3 separate regions of the Mus musculus genome follow, and all the other regions are linked to region 2. Evidence: chromatin loops called from intact Hi-C (ENCODE). Cell type or tissue: heart. All regions are shown on one strand.

Region 1 (2,500 bases), 220 kb before region 2:
GAACAGTCAATGCTCACCATCTCACCAGCCCTACTGTAGATTTCTTGTGGAAGATATTAGTGTCTCTCTCAAATCTATGCCCTTCTTTAGTAGTAACAATAGCATCAATAACTGATTGTTTCTCATGTACTCTGAGCCACACATGTTAAGGGCTTATAATATTTATCTTTTGTAACCCTTACAATTTTAGAGGCATTCTTTTAAAAAATTGATTTATTTTATAACGTATGAGTGTTTTGCTTGCATGTATGTGTGGTGCCCTCAGAATTCCGAAGAGGGGGTTGGATTTCCTGTACCTGTAGTGACAGATGGCTGTGAATCACCATTAGTTACCAGGAATTGGACACAGGTCTGGCACAAGAAGAAGAAATGCTCTTAATCACTGAGCCATCTCTCCAGCCCAATAAAAATAAAGGTTAACAAAACCCCTCAGGTCCTAAACTTGCCAGACAAGCTTTCTATAGACTATGACATCACTCAGCACCCACCCACTTAGGATAGAATCTTACTAAGTAGCTTAGGCTGGCCTTGAGATCTTTCTGTCTCAGTGTTCCGGGTGCAAAAAAAAAAAAAAAAAAAAAAAAACCAAAAACCAAAAACCAAAAAACAGGTCTGTGCCCCATCGTGTCCATTGCTCTCTTTCTTAGGGGAAGAAAGTGCAGGGGTTCAGAGGGTAGTTTAGACTGATTTAACTTCATGACAGTCCTCCCACCCCCACATCCACAAGTGCCGAGATTACAGGCCTGAGACACTATGCCTGGCTGAATTTTTTTTTTCTCCTTTGTCTTTGCTTGAGAAAGAGACTCAGTATAGTCCTGTCTGGCCTGGAACTTGCTGGGTAGACCAGGCTGGCTTTGAACTTGCAGTGATCCTCCTGCCTCTGCCTCCTGGATTCTGGGGTTACAAGAACCTGTACCTGGTCACTTTTTTTTTCTTTCTCTTAAACGGGGCCCTAAACAAGCTGCCTACCCTACAGTCTGGACTTTGCCTAACTGGTCAGTCGTCCAGCCTAGCTCGTCTCGCCTCTTGCTGTGTCTCTAGTGTTGTGGTGCTGGACGACGTCCAGACTTAAAGCCTCTTCCTTGTCAACCGTGCATGTGCTGTCTGTCACTGAGCTAAAGTCACTAAGGGCACTTAGGGAGGAGCTAAGGAATAGGATAATGTCCTTTATTTGTTGACTCTTAGCGAGTTGTGTGACCTGGCTATGCAACCCAAGACAGATTGCCTGAAAGCCCCCTTCCCATAACCCCTACTTATAAATGAGATGCTGGCCGGCACTAACCCTGGAGCGTCTTGAGACGGCTCAACTCAGTGCCTCGGCCCCCTCAGCTCTATAACACTAGGTGGCGCCAAACACCACCTTTCCTTCTACCTGGATTTTTTTTTTTTTTAAAGCGTGGGTGATCATCTCAGGTCTTTCCCAACTGTGGTCAAATCTTTCCCGCTCCCCAGCAAATTAAGGTGGTGTGTTCAAGTCCTGCTCAGGCTGCTTAGGGCCTGTGTTCACGAGCAGGTCACGCGCCCCATTTTATTCCTCTCTAAAGCAAGGGAAGAGGGGACAAGGCGCTAGGCATCTCCCAACACCCAGGACTCTTCCTTGGGCAGAGATTCTCTTGGCCGGATTGACAGCGGCCACACATGGCAACAAAACCAGAGGAACCAGAGCGGTGGGGCCTTTCAGAATTCTTAAGCGTTCGGTGGCAGGGTTACAGATACACTAACATAATTTGTCTGGGGACACCCCCATTCTCTTATTCACCCCCCCCCCCATTCCAACCCTAACCTGGGACAAAGAACACTTACATTTTTCTCTATTTATGTCAACTCCCACCTACTCATTCTAGAGATTTGTCCCATGTTCCCAATGTGTCCTTCTGAGATAATTGACCCCATACCCACCACCAAGCCTCCTTCTATGAATGACTGCCACACCCCCCATATACCATGAATGGTCCCACTCCCCAGCCATCCCCAAATCTGTCTTTGTGTGCCTGGACCTGGCATCCGAGAACTTCAATACCTTGGTCTCATGGCTCCTTCGGTTTGAAAGCTATGCCAGCCCGTGTGTTTTGCTCCTGGAACGCATATTTTTACTATTTTCCTATCTTTGAGTCTTTACCCAGGCTCCTCCTCCATATGGAATGTACTTTTCCAACCCTATGTAGTAAATTCATCCTACAAAATCTAGCTGGAAGGTTACCTCCTCCAGAAAACATTCTTCATGCTGCCAATGGAGCCATGTTGCCTTCCCAGCTCTGAGTACACATTAGTTCAGGGTGGTCCTCATAGGAGCCGTGGTGAATCACAGCAGGGGTGTGCCCCCCCCCACACACACATTCCCCCTTAGAGAGTAACATACAAATGCTTTCTCTTCCAGTGGCTCCAGTGGGAAAGAGAGACAGGGTGTGAGAGCCGTTGCATCATCTGATTGACGAAGAAACAGGCTATGATTCCTGCGAGAAGCAGAGGCAGGATTCAGACTGCGGCTGATTAGGGCTGC
Region 2 (2,500 bases):
TGCCTGGGACCTGTGGAGATCCTTTGGAACAGCAGTTGCAGATGGTTGTGAGCCACCATATGGATGCTGGGACTGCAAGAGCAGTAAGTACTCTTAACCGCTTATGCACCTCTCCAGACCCAGGCTAGGTACCTTGAAGATGGTTTTTGTCTCGGGCATCCTTAGCTCTTCCTCTGTGAGGACATAATCAGCTCCTAGATCCTTCAGTCTGTCAGTTAGCTTCTTGATGTCGGGTCTGGAAACCAAACACAATCAGGTCACACTGGCTAACTAGCCTCCCTCAAGCTCCCAGAACCCCTTTGCCACAGCCCTGAGAACACATTCCTGTTTTGAGAACAGGGATAGAGAGAGATTAAGCCAGACCTCAAGCAGGAGCTGTCCACATAATTCAGTCATGCTCTACCAGCTCTTGCCTCCTTTCCTCCCCGGACAGAGCCAGGCTGGGAGATAGTCTGACAACCTATGAGTGCACACACCCTAGAGCCATCTGTGCCCGGGGAAGAGCCATCCTACTTCCTCCTTCTACTCAGACACCACTTTCTTTCCTCTTGCTCTCCAGGGCACTTGAGGGTATCATGCAAACACACTCTGGGGCAGAGCGGTCCTGGACTCTCTGGTCCAGGCACGCAGAATCACTTTTTCATCACCACTGCAGAGGCAGGGGCAGGAGTAAGTACAACCCTCGTAAGAAAGGTCTCAAGTGACTGCCACACGGGAGCACACTGAGGTTTAAAGGGACTGGAGGGGACAATGGAAAGAAGGTAAGTCTGTTACTGACTTGCCGTGTCTTCCTGAGCAAGCTGCTTCCTCTCTTGGAAACTTGAGCTTCCTCATCTGTAAAAGAGAGACCACAAGCCTGCCCCACCTCCTTCACAGCTGTGCTTGGTGTACACATGCAACCGACAGGGCTAGAGTTCATACAACAGTACAAACCAGGGACCCTAAGACAAGTCTCCAACACTCCTGACTGTTCAGTAAGGACCATCACTGCCTCTTTTTGTCATCTCTGTGTCAGACTTTCACAGGGACTTCTTTTGCCCTGCGGAATGCTTGCAAGTCAGCAGCCAGCCACTCATGCTTACACATGTGCGCCATCTGGTGGAGATGTAGGAGTGCGCAGGGACATGAGGATTAGGCCTCCCAGTACCTGTCTCGGACAACGTTGATGGTCTTTAGGCGAAGGGCTGAGGCGATCTGAATGACTGCTTGGCCCACTCCACTGTTGGATGCATTCTGGATGACAGAGTCCCCTGTGGAAGACACTAGGTCAAGCCCTGCAAACTTGGGTTGAGGGCTCCCAGCCTGGGATCCTAGTGTGGATGCAGGACCTAGCAACGGCATTTCCTTATACGGTGAACTATCACTCAGTTATCAACACACTTTCCACACCTATAATGCGTCACGGGATTTGGACACTCTGTCCATGTTTCAGATACTGCTTTGTAACTGACCTTCATCTTCCCAATTTTTATGTCCTCTGTCCATCCATCCATCCATCCATCTATCCATCCATCCATCCAGGAGCACATTATTTCTTTCTACTATATAGGCTCAGGGATTGAATTCAAGTTGTCAAGTCTCAGTGGCAAGCACCTTTGCACGCTGAGTCATCTCACTGACCCATGCTGAGGCCGAGTCTCTGGTTTGAAATGGTTTTCTGGTTCTCTTCCTTTTTAAGTTCAGCTCAAGTGTGGCTTCCTTCATGAAGCTCTCCAAGGTTCCTTCTTGTTTGTTCCCAGAGGACTCTGGTATCTCATCAATGCTCAGGCTGTAACCATGTTCTACACTAAGCTGTGTTCATATTTATCAATACCTTCAGTCCTGAGGGAGGACCATCCCTTACTCCCTTGTGTATTATTTAATGACGGTGCATTTGAAATGGATGAGAGCCATATGAGAGAAATGGGAAGCTCCTGGGCCCTACAGAATGTTTGCTTTTGCTTTGTGGTGCTGGGGATAGAACCTAGGGACTTGAGCATGCCAGGCAAGTACTCTGTCACTGAGCTATATCCTCACCCCTACAATGGGAGAGCAATGTGGTGCCCTAGGGAAGTGTGGGCTCTGGCACACAGTGGAGCTGGGTGTGCATCCTGCTTTACCAATGACTGTAACTAAACAGCTACATCATGTCCTCTTAAAACTTCAATTTTAAAAAACAGGAGGCCTGCCGGACAGTGGTGGTACATACCTTTTACCCCAGCACTTGGGAGGCAGAGGCAGGCAGATTTCTGAGTTTGAGGCCAGCTTGGTCTACAGAGTGAGTTCCAGGACAGCCAGGGCTACACAGAGAAAACCCTGTCTCAAAAAAAAACAAACAAAAAAAACCCCAAAAAAACCAGGAAGCCTGGGAGCACCTTTCAGAGCATCTCCCATTGAAACCAAATTAGTAGGAAGATGCTCTGTTGACTGGGAAAGTGTCTGGTTTTGAAAGTCAGCAGCAGTCAGTGCAGAATGAGCTATAGCTAGTGGCAGACTCCTAGGTCAAAGATGCTCATTTACC
Region 3 (2,500 bases), 240 kb before region 2:
ATATATATATATATAGAGAGAGAGAGAGAGAGAGAGAGAGAGAGAAACAGAGCCTAAATATTCTGATTAATAAGAAAACTATTGGGGTGCTGATGAAGGGAGAGAGTGCCATCTCAGCCAGAATGGACATTTGACCTGTGCCTGAGAGATTTTGTTTATTTCCAATGTAAGTCATTGATTTGGTTATCAGTGATGTAGGAGAAAGCTGATACATTAAAACAACACATTGCAGGGAACTGTCAACATTCACGATTATGTTTGAGCAATAGAAAGTCTACAGTAGCTCTATTTTGTAAAACCATTGCTCTTAATTTTCCAATTTCCAGATTAAAATATCTCTGCTGTAGTATTCACAGCAGGCTATATTAGAAATCTCTTTTTGCAGCCCCCAAAGGAATCCAGGGACAGGTAATAAAACGGCAGCTGTGAATGCTAGTGTGGCGGGGTCTAGGAGATGTAAGGAGTTATGGTGTTCAGGGAGAGACCTTGAAATCCTATCAAGAGACTCTAGTGCTTATTAGATAAAATACACGCATCCTATCCCATACATGCCCTTATACCCCCAGGAGGGCAAATTGAGTGTTATTCCCACAGAAATGGGTTACCCAGGCCAAGGGGGGGCTATGTAACCAAGCAGGAGTCACACTTTGTTAAGGAGACACATTGTTATACATTGTTACTAAGACTCCATTCCTTATAAGAACAAGTCTCTGTTTCCTAAACCACCCCAAGGGTAATCGTTTTTTTCCCTTGAGGAGTGCAGGATTGGAAGTAGTGTTGCTGTGGGGAGGGACATAAGTACAAGCAAAACATGGGCAATGAAGGAAAAAGGCATTATTTACCAGAATATCCTTATAACCTCAGAAATGTTTGTGAGGGCACTTCCCATTGAGTCCCCTATTAAGTTGGTATAATATTTATATGTGATCCCTGTTCCATATAAGTTTTTTCCTAGTCCAGGAATTAAAGAATCCCCTGACACAAAAGGAACTTGTCTGTCTGCTGTTTGACACTAGATGGAGCCAAAGATTGGTATTGAATCTATTAGCTACCGACAATGATATTTTAGGTTATGTTAATTTCCAATGGAAGCACCTAAGGAGTCCCGTTTTCCTCTTACCATTGTAATACATTTGTAATTTCCATTGTCAGAATTTGTAAAGATTATTTAGTTACACTGAAGTCCACATTGTTACTTTGGGACTGGTCGGTCAAATTAATTCATCTCAACTGCCCTATTCATTTGGATAGAAATGTTTATTTTCCTTCAGCCAAATAATGGGGCCTGGTGGGTGGGAACAGTCTCTGGCCTTACAAAGCAATGTTAAAGTATTTCCTATGACAGATGTACCTTCTATTCCCCCGGTAAAAACGCAATCAGGATCAGATCTTAAGGCAAGTTGGAGCATTATTGTTAACTAGAGAGCAATCATAGTAAATGATCTTAAATTCTAGAAATCTTAACTTTTAAGGGACCATGCTCAGTCACAGTCCATTACTTCTTTTTTTTTTAATTATTTACTTATTTTATGTATGTAAGTACACTGTAGCTACAAAATCCTTACAAGGACTCAAAGATTAGAACAGGGCAATCTGATCACAGTCCAGCCCGTACCCAAGGGACCATAGGGACTGGTCTTCCATGGACTACGTCATATGGGACAAACTTTTCTGAATAAGGAGCTTAGTAGACCCTGGGTAGGGCATGAGGCAAGAGACTAGCCCAGTTACCCCCAGTCTCTAGAGTTAGGTGTAGTTAAAATCCCCTTTGAAGTCCTATTCATCTTTTCTACCTTACCTGAATTTTGAGGTGAAACAGGTTCACAAAGTTCCTGATCTACATTAAGAGTCTTAAAGTGTTATTGAGACAACACAGCTGTGAAGGCCAGGCCATTGTCAGACCTCAAAAACAGAGGGAGGCCAAACCTGGGCATTATCTCTTACAAATTTCTTGGCTACTACCTAGGCCATTTCTGTCTGGGACATAAAAGCCTCTACCCAGCCAGTGATGATATCAATAAGGACCAGCAGGTACTTGTATCCATATAGTCCTGGCTTGACTTCTGTGAAATCTAATTCCCAAATTCACCAGGTACCATACCTTAACTCCATTGTCCTGGGGTGGGGGTGGGGGGTAAGAATATCCTTTTTTGTGTTTACCCAAGTGGTCAAGCAACGATCTGAAATGCTTTGAAGTATTTCTTTCAGTCTGGCAAGATCCACCATCCACACAGTTTTCCTTGGACCCCCAAATCAGAATATGGCTTGACTTTTCCTTGATCATACTTAGGGACATCTTCATTGAAGCTAAGTGGTGGTCAGGAACTGTAGGATGTTTTGGGGACTGGGTTCCCCAAGTACAGCCTCTGAACAACTTGGTCTGAATAGTTGTTACTTTGAGTTTGGGGCTTTTGTCTTGTTGGTGTCCTGGCCAGTGTATTATGGCCAGTTCGGTGGCAGCCAGATGGCCTCCACCAATGGGAGGATTCATGTTTATTTT

What was found. Peaks named below come from ENCODE experiments on the same cell type or tissue, not always from the same donor. Only the 100,000 strongest peaks of a DNase experiment are listed, where the experiment ranks them.
Region 1: a loop joins it to region 2, with 6 times the contacts of the local background. A loop is called at or near these places in 17 of 42 quality-filtered maps.
Region 3: a loop joins it to region 2, with 6 times the contacts of the local background. A loop is called at or near these places in 2 of 42 quality-filtered maps.

What each region holds. Positions count from the first base shown.
Region 1 is chr4:132,078,624-132,081,123 of GRCm38, reverse strand. No RefSeq gene overlaps it. Among named protein-coding and RNA genes, the nearest start is that of Epb41, 7.8 kb to the right of the region's middle. RefSeq lists an enhancer at 1,897-2,500. In heart, a CTCF peak has its summit at 1,328 (motif pointing right); a DNase peak (open chromatin) is centred at 1,363; H3K4me3 peaks cover 565 bases; H3K27ac peaks cover 586 bases.
Region 2 is chr4:131,859,511-131,862,010 of GRCm38, reverse strand. It overlaps Mecr (mitochondrial trans-2-enoyl-CoA reductase), which reads right to left. Exons shown (of 10, transcript NM_025297.2): 5 at 1,148-1,250; 6 at 133-235. Among named protein-coding and RNA genes, the nearest start is that of Srsf4, 13 kb to the left of the region's middle. In heart, no CTCF peak of the experiment used is centred here; DNase peaks (open chromatin) are centred at 500 and 1,090.
Region 3 is chr4:132,099,873-132,102,372 of GRCm38, reverse strand. No RefSeq gene overlaps it. Among named protein-coding and RNA genes, the nearest start is that of n-TAcgc3, 24 kb to the left of the region's middle. In heart, a CTCF peak has its summit at 1,015 (motif pointing right); no DNase peak of the experiment used is centred here.